Regions from separate parts of the Homo sapiens genome. Here regions 1 and 2 are each linked to region 3. The links are chromatin loops, found by intact Hi-C in ENCODE. Cell type or tissue: A673. All regions are shown on one strand.

Region 1 (8,000 bases), 1.8 Mb before region 3:
CACTGCTAAGTCACCCCTTAACACTGGTGGGTGTTGTTTTCTTTTTACAGATGGAGAAACTTAAATTCAGAACTAGGATGTTGATCTGGCTTGAAAACTTTCATTAGCTACCCTGATCATCATTCAGGTGCATTATTTCTCCCACAAAAGTCTTTAGCCTCATCTTCAAGGCCAGGCCTGTTCCTCCCTGGCTTCATCTCCAGCCACTGTGCCTTTCCTAGCCTGCTTTGTTCTGGGCCCTAAGGCAGAGTTTTCATATTGGGACTTGCCATTAGGGGAGAAGATTCATTGGTAGATATCCTCAGTGGCGGGCAGAGCCTCTCAGTCCCCTTTAGATTGTACCAAGGGGTAGGAATGGGGAAAACTTCATACAGACACACACACACACACACACACACATACACACACCATCACCTCTGCTGATGCACAATGCCATAAGATCAGGAATATTGGCAACTGAATTTTGTGTTACATCTCCTGCAAGTGATGCATCAGAAGCTTTGATGAAGATGTCTCTTTTTTGCCGTTACCTTTCCAAAAAAGAAAAAAAAAAGTTTATACATTTTGTATCACCTTGCCCAAGCATATTATATTGTTTTATTAACAACCATTCTTTATGTGCACCAAGTATCATTGTCTTTTTAATAATATGCAATTTAAATGTATTGATAAACAGAACCATCATGTAGACTTTTCAAATAAAACCACCAAAGTACTGAATACGCAACTCCCTTTTTGATAGGAATATAGGTTTAATATCTATTGCTAGACAGCAGGTGGCAGTGTGAATCCACCAGAATTCAGTAGTTAATTTAAAGCAAAAATCAGAAAAAATAATGAAAAGAAAAATTATTTATTTTGCTACATATTAGTCTTCTGACCTAATCAGTAAAAAAGTCATTATTCACACCACACTGGGCAATATGCACTGTAATTTTTAACAAATAATAGGAAACTGTTAATGTGTTCACAGGAAATACAGTTTTGTCTTGGGCTGCTGTGGTCATTTATCAGCACACTTTGTGAAATCACTCATTTGTTCTAATTTGAATGTAAATGACTCTAAGGTTTTACAAATAAGGTGACAGACTCACATAAATGTAATTGCAGGGTTCATCTCCCTCTTTTTATATATCACTCATTAGGTTATGAATTAAATACATCGTATTAAACCAGGGGCATGTCCAATGATGATATTGTAATGGCAAATTACTCTATGCTATTAGAGGTGTATTTTTTATTCATGGACATTAATTTGTCATTAAGCGGCATTAGTTTAGCACTTTTATGTGAAAGACGTGACCTGCAAGAGGAGGCGTGCTGCTGGGATGTGAGAGGCTGGGACGCAAGGGCGATAGGTAGAGCATTTTATCATTGTAAGGGAAACAGAGAAGGGGGGGGTCTGTTGCATTTGTTTTGTTTTCTGTTTTTACAGCATGAAAGATCATTTCCTCAGATTGAAGGCATTGTTCTGTTTACAGCGTGCACATGTGGATCATCGAGTAAAGCAAAGCCCAAATTCTTACTATTCTTCACTCAGAAGCCAAGGAGGAACATAAAGGGAACAGGAGGGAGAAAGGGTCCTGCCCTAAATCTCCTTCTCTGTAACTGATGTTTACTCAGCATCCCTTGTCTTCGTTAAATTTTACACTAAGTGGGCTACAGTGAAAATTAGTTATTTTCTCTCTTCAGTTAAGGTACAAAGGTTTAAAAAATGCTATTCTCTCACTAGGGAGTTAAGGAGAATTCTGGGTGATTTTGTTCCTTTTTTTTTTTTTTTTTGTACCAATGGCAATTTCAGTAAGAAACTATGTTTCCACTTTCAATTCTGAGAAGCACTAGATTCTTGAAATACCTACATCAGGGCTGAAGGTATCTGAGTGCTGTTTTTGCATCATTCTGCACATGGTTTAATGTAGTTGGAAAATGTCTCACCACCTCCAGTTACACTGTGGGGCTTTCGAGCAGAGGGATCACACCTTATACTGATTTTATGCCTTATACCCTCCCTCCCTTCACATCGTGGGAGTTCATTATGTACTGAGGGATTGAAAGGTGCCTCCATTAAGTAATTTTTCTCTGCTTTTTAAATATTAAAATTTATGTTATAGTAGGAAAAATATACTACCAGCCTTTCATTAGTTTTGCCCACTGAATACATTTTTTTGTTAAAAATACTTTCTTCGGGGATTAAATTTGACACTGAGGAGCTCACATATTTTACAGTATTATAATAGATTATCATTTTTAATTAAGTAATACTACAATGACTTATAGGAGGTTATCTCTTCTAAACAATGTATTATTATAATTTTAATTATTAAATTAAGAGTATCACCCAAATACATAATATATAGTGGGTGTTCTGAAGACAATAACTTCTCCTCAAGATTGAGGAGAAGTTATAACTCATGTTCATTTTTCTTCAACACTGAACCATTTTTTCCCACATTAGAGAAGACAAATGATTGTACCAACATATATATTTAATATACTCATAATCAAATGCACTGAGTGCTGTTCCATAGTTCACTAGAGCTGAGGCTTTTGTGTTTGGAGAAAGTTAAAGTACAAAGTTTGGAAAACATATTACAAGTGGTTTAATCTTTTGGATTATTTTTAATCAGCGAAAATGATCAAAAAGGGTGGAAATGTATCAGACCTATTAAATCATAGCCAACTAGTAATTATTTGTTCTAATCAAGAGTATTTGCTATCTGGCATGGGTAATCCAGAATATCATATTTGCCAAATAACATTCATATTTGGCTTTGAAATGCATCATAAGATCTGCAGTAGCCATTTTAGGGTCCCAATTAATTTTTTTCATATGCTATTATGTTGGCTTTTATTCCCTAAGCCCACACTAAAGGATGTCAGGAAGCGACAGCCCAGAGGCACACTGGCTGGCCAGGGAAGTCATTTCAGCATTTTAATCTGTTATATGGATAATGTAGGATTGACTGTATCTTCGTTTGTGAGGATTTTAAAGAGGAGAAAGATTCTCCTGAAAGAATATCTCTTGAAAGAGTTCACTAATAATATTAGTCATTTCAAACCTAAGCTAACTGTTGTCAGCTGGGTGATTTTAAAATCACTTTCAGTATGCATTTTTCTTCTTAAAAATGAAGTGTTTCCAGGATTTTATTCATGCTAGAGTTCAGAATCAATAATCAAAACAAACAAACATCAATCTCACTGAGTTCCATTATTAATACTTGGAAATTGGTGGGGGGTGTGTAAAAGAAGATCTGTGTTTCATTTGAGATATTTATTCTCCCACCCACCCATCTGTAAATATTTCTAGTCATGGTGAAATGTCTCTCCTCTTTCCTGAAGCTAAACCACCTTTCTGCTCCTTATTCCATCAGTTACGCCCTGTGTTTCCTCTGGTTTTGATTTCTCCTACTTTACTGGCACTTTTCTTTCAGTTTATAAATAGGATCAATAAGGCAGGAGACACTCTTCTTCATCTCTCATTACCGCAGCTGCTCCTTGCCCTCACTACCCAACTGTACCCAGTGTCTTCACTCCTTACCTCCTGTTCATTCTTCAGGCCCATTGAACTCAGTGTTCTGCCTTCATTACTCCTCAAAAGTTCTTCCAACAAAGGTCACCAAAGCCTCCTTATTGTCTGATGCAGCAGGCCTTTGTGGTATCCTAAGTGACTCCTCTACAGCATTTAAACACCGGGAGCTGCATTCTTTCCTGCTCCTCTCTTTCTCGGGGCTCTCTCCTATTCTCCTCCTACTCATTTTCAATACCTTTACAAGTGTTCTTCCATTAGCTCCTTGACTGTCCCTCAAAGCATGGGAGCTCTGCATGGGCACCCTTCCCTTCTGCTCACTATCACTCTCTTTCATGCATCTGGGGAGGGTTACTGACTCCAGCCCTCTCTCCTGAGCTCCAGCCCTGTATGTTCAGCCAGCATTTCACTTGATATGCCACATGCTGCCCAAATTCGCCTTTGCCCAGTCTCACACACCTGTTCCTCCTCATCCTCCCTGTCTTTGTTAAGGGACCATCATCTTTCTAGTCACTCAAACCTTGGCATAATCTTACACTCTGCCAAGACCTCATGAATTCCACTAAATAGTGTTGGTTTAGCCATTTAAATCTTTCTCAGATATGCTACCTTCTCTTTCTCCTCCTTGTCATTGACGTCATTCGGGTTGGGACTATTTTTCCTGGACTGCCCTGCAATAACTCAGCTGCGCTCCCTGCCTGTAGTCTAATGCTAATCAACACTGGACAATCTAAGTTATTTGTCTGGTCCACAAAACAATTTCTTTCCCTAAAATCCAAGCTAGCTTTCCATCTTTTGGTTGCAGAACCATGTCCTTTCTATTTCTTGTCTCTATAATGTACCCTATTCTGACTGTACCCCATGGACAGCTTGTCTTAGCTCCAGGCCAGCTGCCTAGTCTACACTTCGGCTTGGGTATTTCTCAGGCACATGACCTCTCTGAGTGTGAACCCAAGCCAGAAAACCAGGAGTCATCCTAGAATCTCCCATCTCCTTGAGCCCCACATACACTGACACAGAGACCTTTCAGCCCCACCCCCTTAACTTGTTAAATCTCTCTCATTGTCTCTCTTTCCACTACTACTGTCTTCAATCAGATCCACATTACTTATTTTATGGACTAAAGCAACTTCTTGCTAACTGATGAACCTGCTTTCCCTCTTGCCCCATTCCAGTACAGAATTCCAAAATTCTGTTTGATAGATTTTGAAAAGTTTTCTTAATCCATGAAAAATTCTGTTTGATTGATTTTTTAAAAAAATCACAACCTGATCATGTCATATCCTTGCTTAAAATTATTCATTATGATGAATGTGGTTCACATAGTCTTCAGGATGAGGTTCACTCCTTTTAATTTGGTACACAGGGCCTGTCTTTATTATGAAATGTGCTATCTCTTTGGCTTTTTTTTTTTTGACAATTTACTACCCATGTGCAATGCCTGTTCCACAGTCATTATGAACTTTGTGCATTTCCCTGTACCTAATCCTCTTCATACGAAACCTCCTTTTCTGTGAATTATTTTTCCCTCACTTTGTCACCTTCTGAATTCCTATTTAACTTTCAAGTACTTGGCTCACATTGTCTCCTCTTCCAGAGTTGCCTGATCAATCTACTCAGTTGGAATTATATCTTCCTCCTCTTCTTTAATTATGGGCAATCTTCTGGGAGGCCATATTGTTTGTGTTAATTTACTTATCTGTCTCCCCAAGACATAAGTTTATGTCCCAAAGTTGTGTGATGTCGGACAAGTTACTTAACCTCTTTGCCCCCCAACTCCTCATCTGTGAAATACAGATATGGTATCCTATATACAGTCTACCTTTTAGGGATGTTGAAGGATTCAATGAGATAGTGCATGCAAAGTATCTTACAAACACAGTATCCTACATCGGTGAGTGCTCTATAAACCAGAGCCGATATAATGTGGTGCTTCACCTGTGAATTCCTCTATTAATTCCACAGTTATCCTCCTACCCAATCCCCTCACCCCTGTCTTCCCTCATTTCTGGAAATGTCAGCAAATTTTCTGCCTACTTCAAATTGACAACCTATTGGACAAATCTGTTCCTGAAATTTTGGGGAATAATCACCATTCTGTAAAAGATATTCTTCCTCTTAGCCACTTCTCTTTGATTTTGCTGAAATGCATACATTGTTTTTTAGAAGCCACAAATAATTAAATGAACCGTCACTTTCTTTCTGCCTCTGAAATTTGAAAACATCATACTGAAATTGTACTTTAATAAATAATAAAATAATGCTTTGACAAAAGCAACACAATACATGGTATTGACACTTTGTAGACAGAAAATTTTGTTGTATTGTTTCCCCTGCCCTTTCTATAATTAAAACATCTTTCTCCATCCTGGTATACAGAATCCAAGAAACAATTGGAAAAGTCTTTCATCTCTAGTTCTAGTGCATGGTGGTACTTAGAAACACATATTGTCTGATTGGATTCCTTCTGCATGTACCATAAGAGCTCCCTATGATAGAAACTTTGATTATAAAGTTGCATGATATCCTATGCTTCCTGACTAGGGAACATAAAAACTGTGTATTTATTTAAAAGAAAAAAAATCTGAATTTTTCCTTACTGGGAGAATGCTATCCATGTGTCTCATTTCCCTCCAGCTGTCTTTCTTTCCTCTGGCTTTCCTTCCAGAGGAAGGAAAGGAGTGTGAAGGGGTGGAGACTTCTCTTCCCCTCTTCCTCACTGTCTATCCACAAGTATCTTTTAGACCAGGCTACCAACCTTTTTCCTGCTGCACATCAAGGGGCATGTGCCACAGGCCCTAGGAAGTGGCTGCTTGTCTGTGTCATGGACTTGGCTCCAGATACCCTGGCCTCAGTCCTGAACATTCAGTATAACGTTTGCCTACTTCAGAGGCACAGTTGAAGGCCTCGGGTCACACAGTTTGTTTGCTGCAACAGTATATTTATGCAGGACAGAGTCATTCCTGTCTTCACTGAAATGCATACTCCAGAGTAATGATTCCTAAACTTGATTATGCAAGGAATCATCTGAATGGATGGCTAAAACAGACTGCTTGGGCCCCACTCCAGAGTTCCTGTTTCAGGAGGTCTGGGGAGGGCCTAAGAACCTGTATTCTAACAAGTTTTGAGGGATGCTGATGTCTGAACTAGGGAGCACAGTTTGAGAACTCCCGCTCTAGATTCTGTTGCCACACTGCTTTTTATCAAGTACCTGACTGTTAAGTCACTGATATTCAGATTTTGAAAGTGTATTTGTCACATTTAGATGAATTTGAATTGCTCCTAGTAACATAAAGATATTGATGCTATGTATGCTTCATAGCATCCAAAAGATAAAAAGCGAAAATAATGCAAATCTGAAACAAACAAACAAAAAAACCTTCCAGGTCTCACTCTTATTCGTAATAATGATTAAGACAGTCTGTAGGTAAGTGAGGGATTTAAAAAAAAAAAACAAAAAAACTACTTTATTAAGTTATGATTGACATACTGAGGGATGATTTAAAGTCTGCAGTACTGGGCTAATTTTCAGCAATCTGACTTTGTGTACTAGAGCAAGTAGGGAAATAGATGATAATGACTTCTATACTATTCTTTTAAACATTTTTAAACTGATTTTGCCTATCCTGGTTCAAAAAGTACAGTTATTGAAATTTTAGTTTTAAAACCCTAGTTGCTCAGATAAACTATTTTCAATTAAAAGAAAATATATATATATATTAATTTCTTATATATATTCCATATTCATTGGCAATCTCCTTACGTGCTGAGTCAGGTTTAGTGAACTTTGAAACAGCATTTTGCAGCACGTAGTGACTGGGGCCAGAATTATTAGTTATTGTTGACGGCTATGTTTCACTTCCTCCCTACTAGATTTCCAGCTTACTAGAGAATTTCCCAAGGAACAATATAAAATTATTCATGAGCCTTGGGTATTATGCATACAATTGATTATGAAAATGTACTAGTAACCTAATTGTAGAATTCCTCTGTTACACAGCACAAATGTATTTAAATAGGCCTTGCAAGACTCCAAAAATTAGAGCATGCTGGAGTTTTCCTTGTACTTTTGAATTGCTGCTAATACTTTGTTTTCATTTAATCAAATTGTATCATATACATATGCATATCAATGTTTGAATATATCATTACATACAGTTGTCCATACATATTTACATATTTATATACAAAATATGCCTATATCTCTCTGTATGTTTATACATATAAACATATCTGAGTTTGATTATTTTATCATATTACAAGTTATCTGGCCTGCATTGTCAATGAATTGCTCATTTTTTCTTCTATAACAATTAGACTTTATCCTATCAACTCTATGACAATGTTGAGAAAATTCACAGAGCCCTTCACATGCACAATAAACATGATAACTTCTTTCCTATATAACTGATCCCAAGGCTATTAAAAGGTTTGGATTTTGTTTATTTATTGGTTTGTTTCAACCTGTTCCAAA
Region 2 (8,000 bases), 1.3 Mb before region 3:
AAAAAGTACAAATAACAAAAGCCAACTGAGCAAAACCTCCAGCTTTTCAGACTTGGTATGTGAATGTGTCCATTTTTAATGAGGAAAATGAGGTCAGCATCAGTTGGGAACTTTCAGGAGAACACAGTGTACTGTACCAATTAGTGAGTCTTCTCAGGAGGCCGCAGTGACACAATTCTTTATCCTGCTGCCAGGTGGCGCTGTGCAGTAGTAGGTACAGTCTTGCACACTGCATAAAATGTCTGCTCCTGACATGGCAGTTTAATTGTATTACTAACCTGGTAACTGATTCTACTGGAAGTGTGAAAATAAACTTATTTTCCAAAGTTCCAAAATTCCAAATCATCTCTGTATAACTCTAGTTTAATCGGTCTAAATCCTCACTTTCGGTGGCAAGCTTCTGTGCTAGTGAATAAATCTTAAAAGACTAGATAAAAGACTCATGGTTTCCAAAAGCACTGTCTTTCATTATAACTGGTGCTTATGCCTTATAAACCCTCTGCTTTGAATTTAAATAAAGCAGTATTAAAATAAAACTCTTTTGTTGCAATAGAATGCTTTTTACTTTGGAAGAGTTAGACCAGAAGGAATTTAAAGGCAATGAATAGAAGAAATATCTTATAGCATTAGTTTAACATGTGTAAGCACACACTTTAATTTTTTTTAAGAAAAGACTTCTATTTAATTTTTTTTTCAAAAAATCTATTTTTGCCCATTTATTCCCCCAAGGATAGTTACAATCATTCTTAAAATGGTCAACTTTCTGTTTTTTTTTTTCTTTTGACGTGATGTAATTTGGTTCTTTTTCTTTGTTATGATAATGACCTGACTTCAAAATTACTCTTAAATCAATCTTCAGATAGGAAGTTCCCCAGCCCAATGCAGTTGGCATATATTAGATCCAAAATTATTTTAAATGTTTGATTTATTTGATTGCCATTACAAATTTAAATCCCCAAATTGTGTAAATGTATAAGGCAAATGTGCTCTTTGAGTGTGAAACACCTATCAGAAATATGATGTTTTGGGTTTTTAAGAGATGACATTTAAAAAATGTGAACGTTTTTGCAATCTATGTGAAACAGGACAGTTTTTCCTGTTGTCAACCGTATCTTTTCATGTTACAGAGTCATCTAGGCATTACAATGGTTAACAAAACAGGTGAATTTATAGATGTATCTTGATTGTATTGGTATTTATAAAGTCCCACGGTTTATAGAAAAAATTTCCAGAGAGAGGGGGCCATATTTAGCTGTAATTATTAAGTTTTTCATGCAAAATTTATTATGGCACTATGAGGAACTCGGAGTAGTATGAATGTGTGAATCAGTTTCATAGTGTTTGAAAGGAGAAATATTTTTATTGAATGTTAATTGGTGGGGACATATTTCTTAGAGTGGTTCTTATTGAATATCCATAATATGGTGGGGGTAGTTGAAATCAACTACCAGTTGGGCAAGAGTTGTGGCTTCAAGGAGATTTTACTTTAATTGATGACAGAAAATTCTATTTTGAAGGGAGTGTCATAGAAATAAAAGATGCTTATTAAAGAGTTACTGGGAGCAGTATAAATATTTTACAATAAAATGGAAGCTTAGCAAAGTACTGACATATCCCTATAATATGCTACTTTAACATCATGTTTTTAAGAATATATAATGGTATGGATAAATGCTCACCATTTATAATTGCAAAAAAAAGGTAGGCTATAAAAGGGCATATAATCTTTCTCCCTAACAACACACACATACGATAAACCCAATTTCATATTAAATAACAATAAAATATACATTAAAAAGATTTAAATATTTTCATCAAAATGTTAAAAGCAATTTTTTTTCTGGGTAGTAGGATTTTGAATGACTTTTTTTCTTCACATTTTGTGCTCTGGAAAATTTTCTTCACTACATGTATTATTTTTAAGTTATGAAAAATGCATTTTCTTTTTAAAAAGTAACAAAAATTATAGTATTATGTTCAGAAGTGCAAGATTTTGCACTTTTGCAACAGTTTGCAACATGCAAACATTTTATTGTCAATATATTTTATGAAACTGATAAAAAAATCTGGTTCTTTGCAATGCTGATATGTAATCTCCTCATTACCCTGAACCTGGGCTAAATTTTTACTCTGCGATATCTAACGGGCACTATTTTATATATTCATACCTTTTTAAAGATCTTTAGTTGCAATACATTTTGGATGTCTTGATAAGTAAATTTCTTTTATGTAGTTTTAAACACAAGCTTAATTTTGCCTTTCCACTGATTCATAATATATAGGCGAGGAGAGACAAAAAGTGGCATGAATAAATGTGCCTAAGGAAATCCTATTAAATGCTGGTTTCTAGGCTTCATTTTGTACTAATTGGCATCATTTTTCGAGCACTCACTGTGTGCCTGGCATTGTGCTAAGAGCATTTTAAAATACTTTATTTCATTCCCATGTTAACTCATGTTTGAGTTCATATTGTTCATATTGTTATTTCTATTTTATAGGCAAGTAATTGGGTCTTGGAAAGCTAATGGTTTACCAGAGGTCACAGAATCTGAGACTCTTTTTAGACTTAAAAATCTATGCTTTCTAATTGTAAATTAATCAGTTGTTTTACCACATAAATTACTTTCTAGGATTTAATTATTTTCTCATATTTAAAGTATAGGACTTGGATGAGGTTGCGGGGGTAAGAGGGTGGTGCTAAAACTCTTCCTAATAAGAGCTACTTTAAATTTTTCCAAAATTTTATGTTTGTATTTGGGGCTAAACCAAGTGTACTGATTAACAAGTTGTTGAGAGTGAAAAAAGCTTGGAAATTGAACAGATAGGTATACTTTTTACATTGTTAGTAGATAGGAAGTGACTGTCTAAGATCTCTGGATCCTCTAGGGAACTTTCAGACAATACTAGTTAGTGATTCTCATGTACCTTTTACTGGCCAAAATATATGTTAGTTAGCCTTCTGTTTTTTTAAAAAATGTTTGAGGTCTGTTTTAAAGAGTGTCTGTAAGAAGGATATAGCAGTAATAAGAGGGATTAGTTACAAGTAGGTAAGGGCAGAATTATTTATTTGTTACAAAAAGTCCAATAACGTTTAAAGGCAATGATTGTCAGGTTAGAAAACAATTCATCATAGTGAAAAAAGTAATGCAATGAAAGGAGAAATAATAGAATCTCATAATGGGAGAATAGACTCTATATTTGAAAATATTTTGCTGAGAGCACCCTGATACCAGGAACAGATGAAGTGAGTGACCTCACAGGGCTTTTCTAATTTCTGTGATTCCGTAACGGAGCACTCTGAAGGTACCTTGCTTATGACATTTCTGGATTTACATTTTACCACATAATGAACTGCTGAATGATTTTGGTTGAAACAGTTTCCATATTATTGGACGAGTCACCTCATTATTGAATGGAACAACTTCACAAAGATTAAAACTGGAACTTGACTATAATGATTTTCTAAGTTCATTTTATAATCAGTGATGCAATGCTTCATATTCATATTCATAAATATAAAAGGTTTTGGGGACTCTACATGTCAATATCATATGCCATTAAACTTATGCAATTTATTTTTATAAAATACAAAAAATGACCAGAATGATATGGAAACTATAGAGTGCATATTTCCTTTTTATTAGTACTTTTTTCCTCCCATCTCATACAGCGCCCAATTTAGGGCAAAGACAAAACGAAAGTGTATCTTGAATATGCATCACAGGTTCCAAAAATGAAAAGAAATTGGATTTGGATAGCACTTACTCAATAGACAGATATGATACATGGTAAGAAGGTGCACTGTCTGCCCTGTGATAGATTAAACTACTTTGTAGGAAAATTACTGTGAGCCAGTCACCACCACCACCGTGGCTAAATCTTTAATAAAATTCTCTTCCATATTCAGGAGTGAGGTATGAAGTACACAATAAGCAAAGTGAAGTAGAGTGCCATTTATCAAACACCGACCAGGTCTGTAATCTTCTGCTTTATCCTTTCTTTGTACTTTATTTCTTTATTGTTACAAGGAGGGATATTTACCCAGAGCAGTGGGCATGAAGCCCTGATAAACCTCCTCCTTCCTGTCTTTCCCCTTTTCTTACTCCTTTTCGTCAGCCTTGTCAGTATAATTTGTTTCCTTCTAGGTGGTCTTTTGCTTGTTTGGCATTCTTTTTTCTCTTCTTTTCTCTGCCTTTCTTTGAAATGTGCATTCATGATATGGGAAATGACACCAAAACTACAGGAAAATGCAATGGGAATGCTAACAACTACAATGAAGGACTGTCCAGGATGCATTCGGTAATGACTTTGAATGCCTCTTGGCAAGATAGCAGTATTAAAATGTTGTAGACAGCCCCTGGGTGGCAGTGCACAGCCGGTCCTGATGCCATCAAAAGCATTTTCAAAGTAAAGATTTTATATGTGGGTGTATGTGTATATGTGTAATATATATATGTATGTAATATATATGTTATATATGATGTATGTATGTATATGTAATATATGTATGTTTCTATATATGACATGAGTATGTGTTATATGTATATTTGTGTGTGATATATATACATGTATCTATGATGTAGATATGTAATATGTTGTATAAAATATATTTTATTATATATATACACACACAATGCATTTTTACCCAGCTGCTCCCAAACTAAAGAATTTAAAAGTAGCTTTCTATTTGAAAGATACAAATGCTCTATCTAATTTATCTCTTATTTCTTAAGTACAATAATGATAATTTTGCTAAAAATGATTTTCATGTTTAAAAATCATATACTGAAAAGGTCCTAGATATTCTGGCCATGTGATAATGTCTGAAATGTCTTTGAAACCATGCAGATATAGGTACAGATGCAGAAGCGTCTAGAGGGTAGTGAGAATGTGGCTGGAGGTATTTTGTGCCCCTCAATCTGCACACTGCCAGTCTATACAGCAGCCTTGGGGGTAAATTATTTTTAGTACTATTATAACCCTTTTTTATTGTTTGAATAGCAGTTTTATGACAAAACATTTATAGTCAGGCTGTCTTTGTACTTGACTGAAAGAGAGCAATCATGGAGAGTGATAAGGCAACAATGGTAATGATAACTGCATTTATAAAGATGTACAGAATTTAAATGGGTGTGCTAAAATAGACTGGCGGTAGTTCTCTATCTGTACTTGGAGCAGAGATGGGCACAATTCTTGTGGCAGAGATGCTTTTGTTATTTGGGGCAGATGACAGAGAGAGAGAGAGTGTGTGTGTGTGTGTGTCTGCGTGCATGCACACACATGTGCATGCTTTCCTTTGTCATTGTTTCTTCCTTTCAGTTAAATGCACCTGATATGTAGTTGTAGGGTTAGTAATAACAAACAGATAAATATCCTATATTCAGATTGACAATTATCATGATTTTGTGAGATTATGATAAAATGCAACTGCATTTCTGCATAAACTATTCAACTGAAGTATTAGTTCTTTAAAAATTATGATTATTTGCTCTTATCTAGCATTGGTCTATTTCTCTGTCTCTTGAGAATCTACCTCTCATGAAAAATTGATAATTTTCTCTGAGAAGGAGAGGAGGATGGAGGGGAGGGTGCTGTATCTCAAAACATAATTCAAGAGTGAGAGTTTATTCTGTCTGCTTGGTACCAATGGTTTTCATATATTTTTACAGTTTCATCAATTTTCTTTATTTCTAATGTTCTGACCATAAGTAAAAGTGAAGCTTCTTCAGGTCCAGTTACATTCCTTTGTTTCTTTTTTAATTTTTAGATATTTTGTAGCATTAACATAATGATATAACATAATAAAAAGGGTTGACATTGTACAATTGCCTTGTGCTCTACATAAAACTAAAACCATACAATGTGGGTTAGAAATAGTATCTTCTCTTCACAAGGTATCCCCAAGGTCTCTTAAAATCAGCCATACATTGCTGAAGTCTATATTTTGTCTTCCTTGGCCCACTCTCCTCTTCAGCAAAGTTAATAACTTCTATCATGAAGGGAAAAAATCAATTTATTTGTGTCCTACCTTGTTTCAAAAAGAAATTAAGGTGACTTACAAAGATACATAAAATAGATTTAAAACTAAGTGAGGGAAATGAAAGCCAAAGGAAAGCCAGAGAAGGAGGGAAGGGTGGAGAAAAGAGTAACTGTGGAACCAAATGCCTATTGTGAACCCCTATGTGCCTGTGAGACTTGGGCTGCAGATTTAGGTTTTAGCTCTCTAGCAGCCAATACAAAGATGGAAACAATTCCAAGATACACAGAGTCAACATCAAGAGAATAAATAGATTTCTCAGGAGATATGCAACTATTTCAGGGTATTCAGGCTTATAGGAAATTTATCTCCTGGGTTGTAATAGAACACTGTGTAATCCCAGGAAATATGTTTCTTAACTATAGCCTATGGTAAACACACGTGTAAGTATAATAAAAACTAGTTGTAGCATCTTGAGAAAGCAAAAGTCAGTGAAAGCAAGTCTAAAGTTTATTCATTCAGTAGTCATCTATTTAATGTGTCCTCTGTATTCTGCAACAGGCAGGAAATGGAACAGTAGAATAGTAGTGAGCAAGAGCCATAGCCTCCTGCCCTCATCAAACTTACAATTTTTTACTGAAACTGACATCGACAAATTAGTTATGTGTGTGATGAAAAATCCTGCAAGTGATGAGAAGGAGAAGACTCAGCTTAGGTCTCGTAGTCTAACCTAATCATCAGGTAGATATCACAAAAACTGGAGCTACATACAATGTAGGCAGCTGTATACAAATGGCACTTCTTTTTTAAAATAAAATTTATTTTAGGTTTGGAGGTACATGTGCAGGTTTGTTACATAGGTAAACTCATGCCATGAGGGGTCGATGTACAGATTATTTCATCACCCAGGTACTAAGCCTGGTACCCATTAGTTATTTTTTCGGCTCCTCTCACTACTCCTACCCTCCGTTCTCAAGTAGGCCCCGGTGTTTGTTGTTCCCTTCTTTGTGTTCATAAGTTCTCATCATTTAGCTTCCACTTATAAGTGAGAACATGTTGTATTTGGTTTTCAGTTCCTTCATTAGTTTGCTAAGGATAATGGCCTCCAGCTCCATCCATGTCCCTGAGAAGGAAATGATCTCATTCTTTTCTGTGGCTGCATGGTATTTCATGGTGTGTATGTACCACGTTTTGTTTATCCAATCTGTCATTGATGGGCATTTAGGTTGATTCCACATATTTGCTATTGTGAATAGTGCTGCAATGAATATTCATATGCATGTGTCTTTATAGTGGAATGATTTATATTCCTCTGCAGATATACCTAGTAGTGGAATTGCTGGGTCTAATGGTGGTTCTGTTTTCAGCAATTTGAGGAATTGCCACACTGCTTTCCACAATGGTTGACCTAATTTATACTCCCACAAACAGTATATAAGTGTTCCCTCCTTTTTTTTTTACAACCTCTCCAGCTTCTGTTATTTTTTGATTTTTTAAATAATAGCCATTCTGACTGATGTAAGATGGTATCTCATTGTGGTTTTTATTTGCATTTCTCTAATGATCAGTGATATTGAGCTTTTTTTCATATGCTTGTTGGCCACATGTGTCTTTTTCAGAAAAGTGTCTGTTCATTCTTTTGCCCACTTTTTAATGGGGTGGTTTGTTTTTTCCTACAAATTTGTTTAAGTTCCTTATAGATGCTGAATAAACAAGCAATGGGGAAAGGGGTCCCTATTTAATAAAATTGTGCTGGGATAACTGGTTAGCCATAAGCAGACGATTGAAACTGGACCCCTTCCTTATACCATATACAAAAATCAACTCAAGATGGATTAAAGACTTAAATGCAAAACCTAAAACTATAAAGACCCTGGAAGGCAACCTAGGCAACACCATCCTGTACATAGGAATGGGGGCAAGGATTTTATGACAAAGACGCCAAAAGCAATTGCAACAAAAGAAATAATTGATCTAATGCGACCTAATTAAACTTAAGAGCTTCTGCACAGCAAAAGAAACT
Region 3 (8,000 bases):
AAGAAGGAAAAAAAGGCCACACAACAAAAAATATGGCCACAGAGACTTTGGCAGGAGGATGGGAAAAAGAAAGTTTCTTGTGGGTTTGTAACACAAATTAGCCATTGTAAATCACTGGGCTTCAAGGTTCAGGCAAATCTATGTGGAAAGTGTTAGGAGTTCTTTTCCTCCTCCTGTTAAGAAATCTCATTTCGTCAGGGGAACTGTTATGTTCTACAGCACATGATTCTGGAGACAATTATTTGGCATTAATAACTTTTTGTTGATGTTGTTCCCCTAACAAATATTGCTTCAAAATTGGTGCAGCACCTGGACAAGGCGGGCGAGTGTGCTGCCGGCCAACATCTGCTCCTTGCCCAGTCGCAAAAGAGGTACCTTGGCCTTGCCGCGCACCCCCCACCTCGGGGACCCTGGCCGCTGTCGCGAAGGCCCAGACAGCCTAGCTCGGCCGCGCGGGGAGGAGAGAGACAGGGAAAGGAGCGGGGCACTCCCTGCACTCCCAGCCCCGGCCTTCGCTCGGGACGCTGCCAACAGCCCCTGAGTTCCTGCCTGGAAATCAGGGATTCTCTGCGGCTCCCCAGGCTTCGACGCCCGGACCCCCAGGGGAAGGGTCAACAGCTCGGACGTCGAGCTGTTCCACTCTATCGCTTCCCAAGGAAGCGGGCTAGGGGTAACGGGCACGGTTGGTGGGTTTGCCCCCAGCAGAGGCTAGCGGTGGCGATTAGGAGTCCAGATGTCTTGGGTATAGCCGTCGCCCCGGGAAAGTGGGCTCTAGACGCAGGAGTTGGCAAGCCCTCTCTGGGGGCACGCGTGGCTGGGGCAGAGGTGCAGTGGGCCTAGGAGTGACAAGGGTTCGAGGCCCGGAGGAGAGTCTCCTAGCTTTTTGCCTGCCCGGCTTTTCCACTTGACTCTGCAGAGTCGGGCCCAGGACATTGCACCTGCATGGCAGAGGCAACTGTGGAAGATGGTGCCCCAAGAGAAAGAGGGAGATGAGACAAGTGCAGGAAGACTGGAGAGGAAAGGGGGACAGCTGCCCAGGGAAGTACAGTAATCTGGGCTTTTCCTGCTTTTTTGAGGGGGGCGGGCGGTATTTGTGAGAATGAAGGGGGACAGCTGAGAGCTGGGGAGCAAAGTTCTGAGGCAGGTTTCCTTCAGCTCCCACCCATCAAACTTCTGGGTGTTTCTGACCTCAGCTCCCTGCTTCCAATGAAGAGGAACCTACTCTTTAAGAGCTGAAGCACGGGGGAAAACGAATTCTTAGACCCCCTGGAAACCACTCCCCTGCTGGGCCTAAAGTCAGTTCCCTAGAGAAGGGAGCCCGGGAGACCCTCTGGGCACCCCGGCATCTCAAGCCAGAGCTGAGGGCCCGGAAAGTGAGGGGCCGCGCCTCAGTACTGGAGGCCTAGAGTCCATCTCCGCGAACTGGGGGCTCTCAGGGCCCGCAGAAATCCCCCTTAGCCCTCCGAGGCCCCTGGAAGGAGTCGCCCCGGGAGAGGAAATCACTCAGCTCTGAAAAGCGTCGCAAACGGGCGGTGGGAGAGTTCTAAAGCGGCCTTTCGCCTCTCGGAGGAGGTGAGGCCGAGCTGGGGATGTGCGGGTTTGGGGCCCAGAACTGCACCGCAGGGCCGCAGAGGCGGGAAGCTGGCCGGAGAGGAGTGGGAAGGCGACCAAGGGCAGCAGCAGGGGCTCCTGCGGGGCGCAGGTCTGTGCTGGCGCCGGGCCTGGCCTCTGCAGGCTCGGCGGAGCCTCCCGATTGCTCCCGCCGCACCCGCCCGCGGCCACTCACCCGGCCCCGCGGCCAGCCCGGGCGGGGTCGCACGCAAACAAGGATGCTTCTATTTACTCGCCTCTGCCTGTAGATTTCTAAGACATTCAGCAGGCACAATCATTAAACTAATTTGTGTTTGATTGTTTGGGCGGACGGAGGGTAGTTTTATTGCGCTAAGCATTCAAGCAGGCACGCATCGCTGATTACCAGTATACATTAAATAAAGTTGTTTGTACACATTGTCTTACCACATATAGGCAGAGGCTTATTATTCTAATTACTCTAATTAGTGCATTGAAATGTTTTCTACTTGATTTGAGGAGACAGTGATTAGTTCTATTACTTCTTTTAACTCGTATTTTATGGAAAACTGTTGGTGCATGTTCAAATTACTTTATTTGCCCCTGGAATATAACGCTGACCCAAATGCAGTGAACTGCACGGCCCTTGTGGGGCCCCAACTTTGATGTGGGCCTCGGCTTGGAAGAGGCGTCTGTTATTTATTATTTCCCTCCCACCAGCGTAGCCTGGTCTCCCAGCGCCGTGCCCGCCGCCCCCGCCCCATCCTGCGCCCCAGATGCGCGCCCCGCTTGGACCAGTCCGAGCAGAGGGGGGTTCCGAAATCTGCTCGGACGCAGCATCGCTGGCCGCCTGCCCCGCTAGTTCCCCGAGTGCGATTACTTTTTAAAGGCTCCTTTAAGCATATTTCCGTGAATCTGTTTCTTGTGCTTTAATGTTACTATTAATTGATAAGATCAGCTCATCAAACATACTATTTCGATAGGGAATTGTAATTAAAACCTTAATCCTGTTTGAGACTTTCTTCTCTCTCTAAATTCCTTTTTCTTATGAAAGGGGTGCAAAGTTCACTACAAAAAGTACTATAACAGGGAGATTAATTCGTTATCTAAATAACAATCTTTGCTATTGATCCAACGTACTTTCCGCCACCTTTTGTGTTGGTCCGGGAGGCCCTTAAAAAAGAGAATATACAAAGCAGAAGATCTGGACCAAGCCCCACCGACTCCGATAGACTTGGGAGAGCGAGGGGATCCGCGGTCCGCCCCCCTTAACCACAGTCTGAGGAAGCTTCAGAAGTGGGTCCTGGCCGTCCCAGGCGATGCCACTGGGGAAGCGCAGCGCTAGAGCCGCGGGCCTGGGAGCCGGGCTCCTCCACAGTCCTCTCCCCTCGCAAAGGGAGATCTGATCTGCTCAGTCTCTAGGTAAATATTCGACCGATTCTGCTTTTACTTTTAATATTTAAACTTGGATTATCCCGTCTCCAAATGCGCGTTCCTAACCTTTGCCAGTGGCTGGGATGTAATAAATCCTGGCGGGGCCGGGGCGCTCAGCCTCCCCAGGTCGCGGCCGCTGCCTCCCTCCCCCGTCCCGCCCCGCCCCGCGGGCCCCGGCCTGTCCGCCCCTCGCCGCCCGCAGCGAAAGCCGCGCCGGAATGAAATCAGCGCCTCCCCGCAGCTGACGGCTGAGCATCCTGGGCGCTGGCAGGCGGGGGAGGCCGCCCTTTATCCCGGCTGAGGAGTCCTCGGGGGCTGCAGATGGAGCCGCGGCTACCCGGAGGAGAAAGAGCCCGGCTTCGTGGAGGCAGCAGCCCCCAGGCATAGGAGGGGGTAGCAAGTGGGGCCAGGGGCCGGGAGGTTGGGCGGGGTCTATGGTTTGTATGTGTTGGGTGGCGGGTCGGGGAAGGTACCCTTTCCAAACCTATCTCCCCTCCTCGCTAGCCCTTTTAAAAAGGTGGTGGCCCCAGTTTGAGAATAAGCCCCAGCGTCTCTGAAGCCACGAGGACCGTTTGTGCTCCCAAGTCAACTCAGTATTCCGAGATTTTCTTCTTTTCTAAGAGCTTCACCCCCTCCCCACACCCTCCTTCTTTCCGTCTAACAAAGTCTTCTTTCCCCCACGCACAGACTTGTTATGTAACAAAGTCTCCCAGGCGAGTTTAACTGGAGAATAAAGGACACCCTAGCCCCACCCCTCCTTTCCTTTCCCTTCCCTCCTTCCTCCCCGCTCTCTTCCCTCAGTGCATCTGTTCTCCAGGACTTCTGTCCTCGCACCCAAGAAAGCGGCGGGCCTTAGCCGAGTAGAACTTTGGCGCCCCACAGTGGCATCGGCTCGGAACTACCTTTGATTTTACAGCCTCCCAGTCAGCACAACTGTTTTTGTTTCAGATCCAATTCTCCTTCCCCTTACTCCTCTCCTTCCTCACTCTACATTCTTTCCCTCAACCCCTCCTAGGCAAACACTTATGAAGGTGACTACGCATATGACCCCTACAAGGGTTTCTAAACATTTAGTTCTAGGTAATTCCTGAGTAGATATTTGAAAAGTTTAGCCAGAAAAGACACTACGTTCTATACCAGAAAAGTTCCCAAAGGTAGGAAGAAAGAATCACTTCCCCAGTTCCTTAGTTCCTACATGTTGAGGCTGTAGCAGATAAGTCTTTAGTCTCTCTAAGGAGCCTCAGCTTTTGGCAGGCATTAAGACCAGAATACCAGGTTAGAAGCCACGGTTAATAACAGGTACAATGCTTCAATCAGCAAAAATGGAGTCCAGCAAATGCTATTTTAACCCAGCCCAGTTTTCATCAGACACTTCTTGCTCTATAGTAGGTTTGTTCAGTTTTACCACTCAAAAGTGAGTTTTTTAAAAAGTGGATCACTTGAACAGAAACTCATCCATGGAAGAATTTTCCAGACTAGGGAAAACATTCCCCTAGAAACTCCCACCAAAGGTATCAGTTCAGCCTGTGGAGCTGAACTTTGCTTCCCTCAGAGCCCAGTGCATTTGTCCTCCCATACTATGGGCCATTTGCACCATGAATGTTGTTTTCTCCCTCCGCCTTTATCCAAAGTAACACGACAAGGAGAAGAAGAGAAAGGACATGGACTTCAGGCAGATCCCAGCAGTATTAATGGAACTGGGCAAAGGATTTGCAGTCAGAACACATGTGTTTGTCTATACTTCTATGCTTACTAACCAGCAACGGGGGAAAGTCAGTTGACATCTTCAGATCTCAGTTTTCTCATGTGCAGAATGTGGATAATATTCCTTTTTAAACTTTGCAACAGGGTTGAAGTAAGGCTCGGATGAAATAATGTATATGAAAGCATTGTATAAATTACCGCAAATCCAACCTGAAGCACTACTGTTGCCAACTCCAATGGAGGTCTTTGCTGTGACTAATAAGAAATGTTTGTTGTTTTGTTTTTTGAGACAGGGTCTCTCTCCATCGCCCAGACTGAATTGCGGTGGTGCAATCATAGCTCACTACAGCCTTGAACTCCTGAGCTCAAGGGATCTTCCCATCTCAGCCTCCACAGTAACTAGGACTATAGGCATGTGCCACCATGTCTCACTTTGTTGCAGAGTCTGGTCTGGAACTCCTAAACTCAAGCAATTCCCCCACCTCAGCCTCCCAAAGTGCTGGGATTATAGATGTGAGCCACTGTGCCCGGCTTAAGAAATGTTTTCTAACTTAAAAATAACCATATAGCCTTACGTCTATTTGTGTGGGGGAAGAGAAATGCAGGACAGTCATCTCAGTTGCATTATCCAGGGAAGGCACCACCGATTCTGCTTAGCTTTAAATTGGGGCTGCCACTCAGGAGACATTTTGTGTTTAGCATGTTCAGGTCCTGACTTGTAGCTGAAACGATCAGTCGGGCCCCTGGCGCCACATACCAGTGACTGCAGCGACTGTAGCTCCTGTGATGCGATGGCTAGCCCCGTACTCTTGCAAAGCACTCCATTTCTTCAACATCTTCCAAACTCCTGACGTTTATAGTGTCCATCTGTGGTGTCATTTATAGCAGCCTGGATTAGGAAGAGAATACTAGGCTCATGCACTTAAAACCAAGCACACACACGAAACAGCAGCAGCACTAATCACCCGCAGCTTTTCACGAATCCACACACGCCTCCCGTCTAGAGAGCCCCAGTGGCCCAGGGCCACCTCCAGTCCCTGGACTTGGAAATCAGGACGCTGTGGATCCCACAGGCGCCCCGCGACATCCTGGAGTCGCCGGGAGTGGCGCTGCGGTGAAAGCCGGTGCCTAGAGTGGGCTTAGGGGTCCCATTCCACTCGGAAAGTCCTCTCACCTCCCCAAGGGCCATTCTGCCGGCGCAATGTGGGGGTCCCTCCGCCACTCGAGCAGAGCCTGCCTAGGCCAGGCACCCCTTTGGGTGAGAGCGGAGGGCCCCTGGGACGCCCAGCCAGGCCTGGCGTCTGGGGAGCCGGGGCTCCTGTGTGTGTCGGGCAGGCTCCGATGGCCGAAGCAGGGACGAAGGAACGGCTTCGCTGCGGGAGGCTAGAGGGCTGCGCTTCCGCCCTCCCGGCCTCCCTCTTGCCGCATGAGCAGCGCAGGGCCTCCTGGGCTGTGCTGGGGTCAAGAGTTATGAACACTTCGTGTCCTCAGGAGCTCACGGGGGTGACGAGAGGCGGTCTGGGTCTGAAGCCGCTACACAGAGGGGAGCAGTGGGGCCTCGGGGAGCAGCGGGGCCTCGGCTTGGCGGCTCCCCCCGCCACCCCGCCACCTTTCAGGACCCAGGCCAAGCCGCCTCACGAAGACCAGGAAGCGGCCTCTGCCGGGAAGCCACCTGCAGCCTATAGTCCCCTCCCCAAGCGGCCCCAGCCCGTGCTATCTCCTACATAGTTGCCTTCCGAACGCCTGGAGGGCCCTGACCCTTCCGGTGTTCCACCGCAATGGGGTCGGGGGGAGAGGGGGGCTGTGGCTGCCTGAGACCTCCAGGGCAGCGCACATTACGGGCGGGAAAGGGAAGTCAAGGCAGGAACCAGAACATCCAGGGAGAATGCAGGTCTGACATGAGCCAAGGCCTTGGCAGTAGAGGAACTTTCACCAGGTCGTGGAAAAGACCAAGCCACTAGCCCCAAAGAGCCGGACTTCTCGCCAAGCGCCGGAGTCCCTGAACCAGGATATGTGGGCACTGCTCCCTGCAAGGTGTCGATAATGCAGGTACGTGAAGACACACGCATTTCCAAAAGAACAGACCTAAATGCAGAACTTTAGGACCCTTAGAGTAATCAAAGTTAGTTAGGAGGTGATTTAGCAATCTCAAAAACAAAAAAGGAAGAATGCTTTGGCAGAAAGAAGAGAGAAGTGGAGTAGGCACTCTGGGTAGAAGGGAACTGGCACAATGTGAGGCAGGAAGCAGGAAAAGGCAGAGGGCGAGCAGGTTTGCTGGGCTGGGCCGGGGAGCAGGAGCTGGCACCTGGCATGAGAGGGCTGCTAAGGGAAACAGTGTATGGAGTTAATTGGTAGAGGGTCTGGAAGAAGTTTTAATTAGACTCAAAAGGCAATTAAGAGCCATCGTAGAGGGGGAGATCCGATGGAAATAATGCTCCTGGAAGGAAGAGAGTTGGCACAGTGCATTGGATAGGTTGGAAAGTGGTAAGGATGAAAGCAGGGAGGTTAACTAGGTAGGAGGTTGCTGGTGTAGATCTGACTCAAAGTGGTCAGTCAGGGAAATTTGAAAAGGATAGGCAAATGACTGGTGCCTGAATGGCTGTAGGGGGAAAAAAAGACAAAAGAATGGTGATACCATGATTACATTTTTAAGGAAGAAAATGGACAAGCATAGACAGATGAGAACAAAAGAGAATTGTAGAAATTGTGTTCAGTTTTAGATGTGCTAATTTTACTAGTTTATTTCTCTTTTCCTTCCTCCATCTCCCCCACCCCCTCCCAGGAATATCACGAAGTCACCAGGATAGCAGGTTTTTCAGCAACATTTAACTATTTACTGAAATACCTCTAATGCTGACCCTAGTAAAAACAACTTAATTTCAATTCAGGAAATTTCATTAAGAATACATGCTAATAAATGGTACCTCTGTAACTGCAAGAATGTGAAGGAAGAAAAAACGTACGTGAATCTGAGGTCTCACATTTTTCATTTGTAGTAGGTGCTATCCATGGTGTGGAGAAATTTTTATAGAAGAACAGCACCCAGGCTAGAGAATGAGACCTGCTTGAGACATATCACTTCTTTTTCATGTATCTTCTGCCACATATTTTCATCCAAATGTTTATTTGTTTCTAAGACAGCTAAAGAAAGGAGTCTATTTTAAAGAAATTTAGACATACATTAAACTTTCCTTGTTTAACACATTCAGTCAACTAAAACTATGAGAGGTCATGTTTGGGGAGAAGACATTTGTTTATACTTAATATCACTTCCTAAAACACAAAAACCCCTT

The links. Hi-C counts contacts between places; a loop is a spot of excess contacts. Peaks named below come from ENCODE experiments on the same cell type or tissue, not always from the same donor. Only the 100,000 strongest peaks of a DNase experiment are listed, where the experiment ranks them.
Region 1: it touches region 3 in a loop (12-fold over the local background); 18 of 110 quality-filtered maps call a loop at or near these places.
Region 2: a loop joins it to region 3, with 6 times the contacts of the local background. A loop is called at or near these places in 56 of 110 quality-filtered maps.

What each region holds. Positions count from the first base shown.
Region 1 is chr6:97,067,636-97,075,635 of GRCh38, forward strand. All of the region lies in intron 5 of KLHL32 (kelch like family member 32), which reads left to right. Among named protein-coding and RNA genes, the nearest start is that of KLHL32, 150 kb to the left of the region's middle. In A673, a CTCF peak has its summit at 786 (motif pointing right); a DNase peak (open chromatin) is centred at 786.
Region 2 is chr6:97,497,730-97,505,729 of GRCh38, forward strand. All of the region lies in intron 1 of LOC101927314 (a long non-coding RNA gene), which reads left to right. Among named protein-coding and RNA genes, the nearest start is that of MMS22L, 220 kb to the left of the region's middle. In A673, CTCF peaks have their summits at 190 and 4,345 (motif pointing right); DNase peaks (open chromatin) are centred at 202, 822 and 4,332; H3K4me3 peaks cover 1,215 bases; H3K27ac peaks cover 3,457 bases.
Region 3 is chr6:98,842,085-98,850,084 of GRCh38, forward strand. It overlaps LOC124901364 (a long non-coding RNA gene), which reads left to right and starts at 4,925. Exons shown (of 2, transcript XR_007059690.1): 1 at 4,925-6,756; 2 at 7,490-8,000. RefSeq lists an enhancer at 5,893-6,012 and a silencer at 6,123-6,342. In A673, a CTCF peak has its summit at 3,877; DNase peaks (open chromatin) are centred at 2,867, 3,247 and 3,807; H3K4me3 peaks cover 2,009 bases; H3K27ac peaks cover 3,369 bases.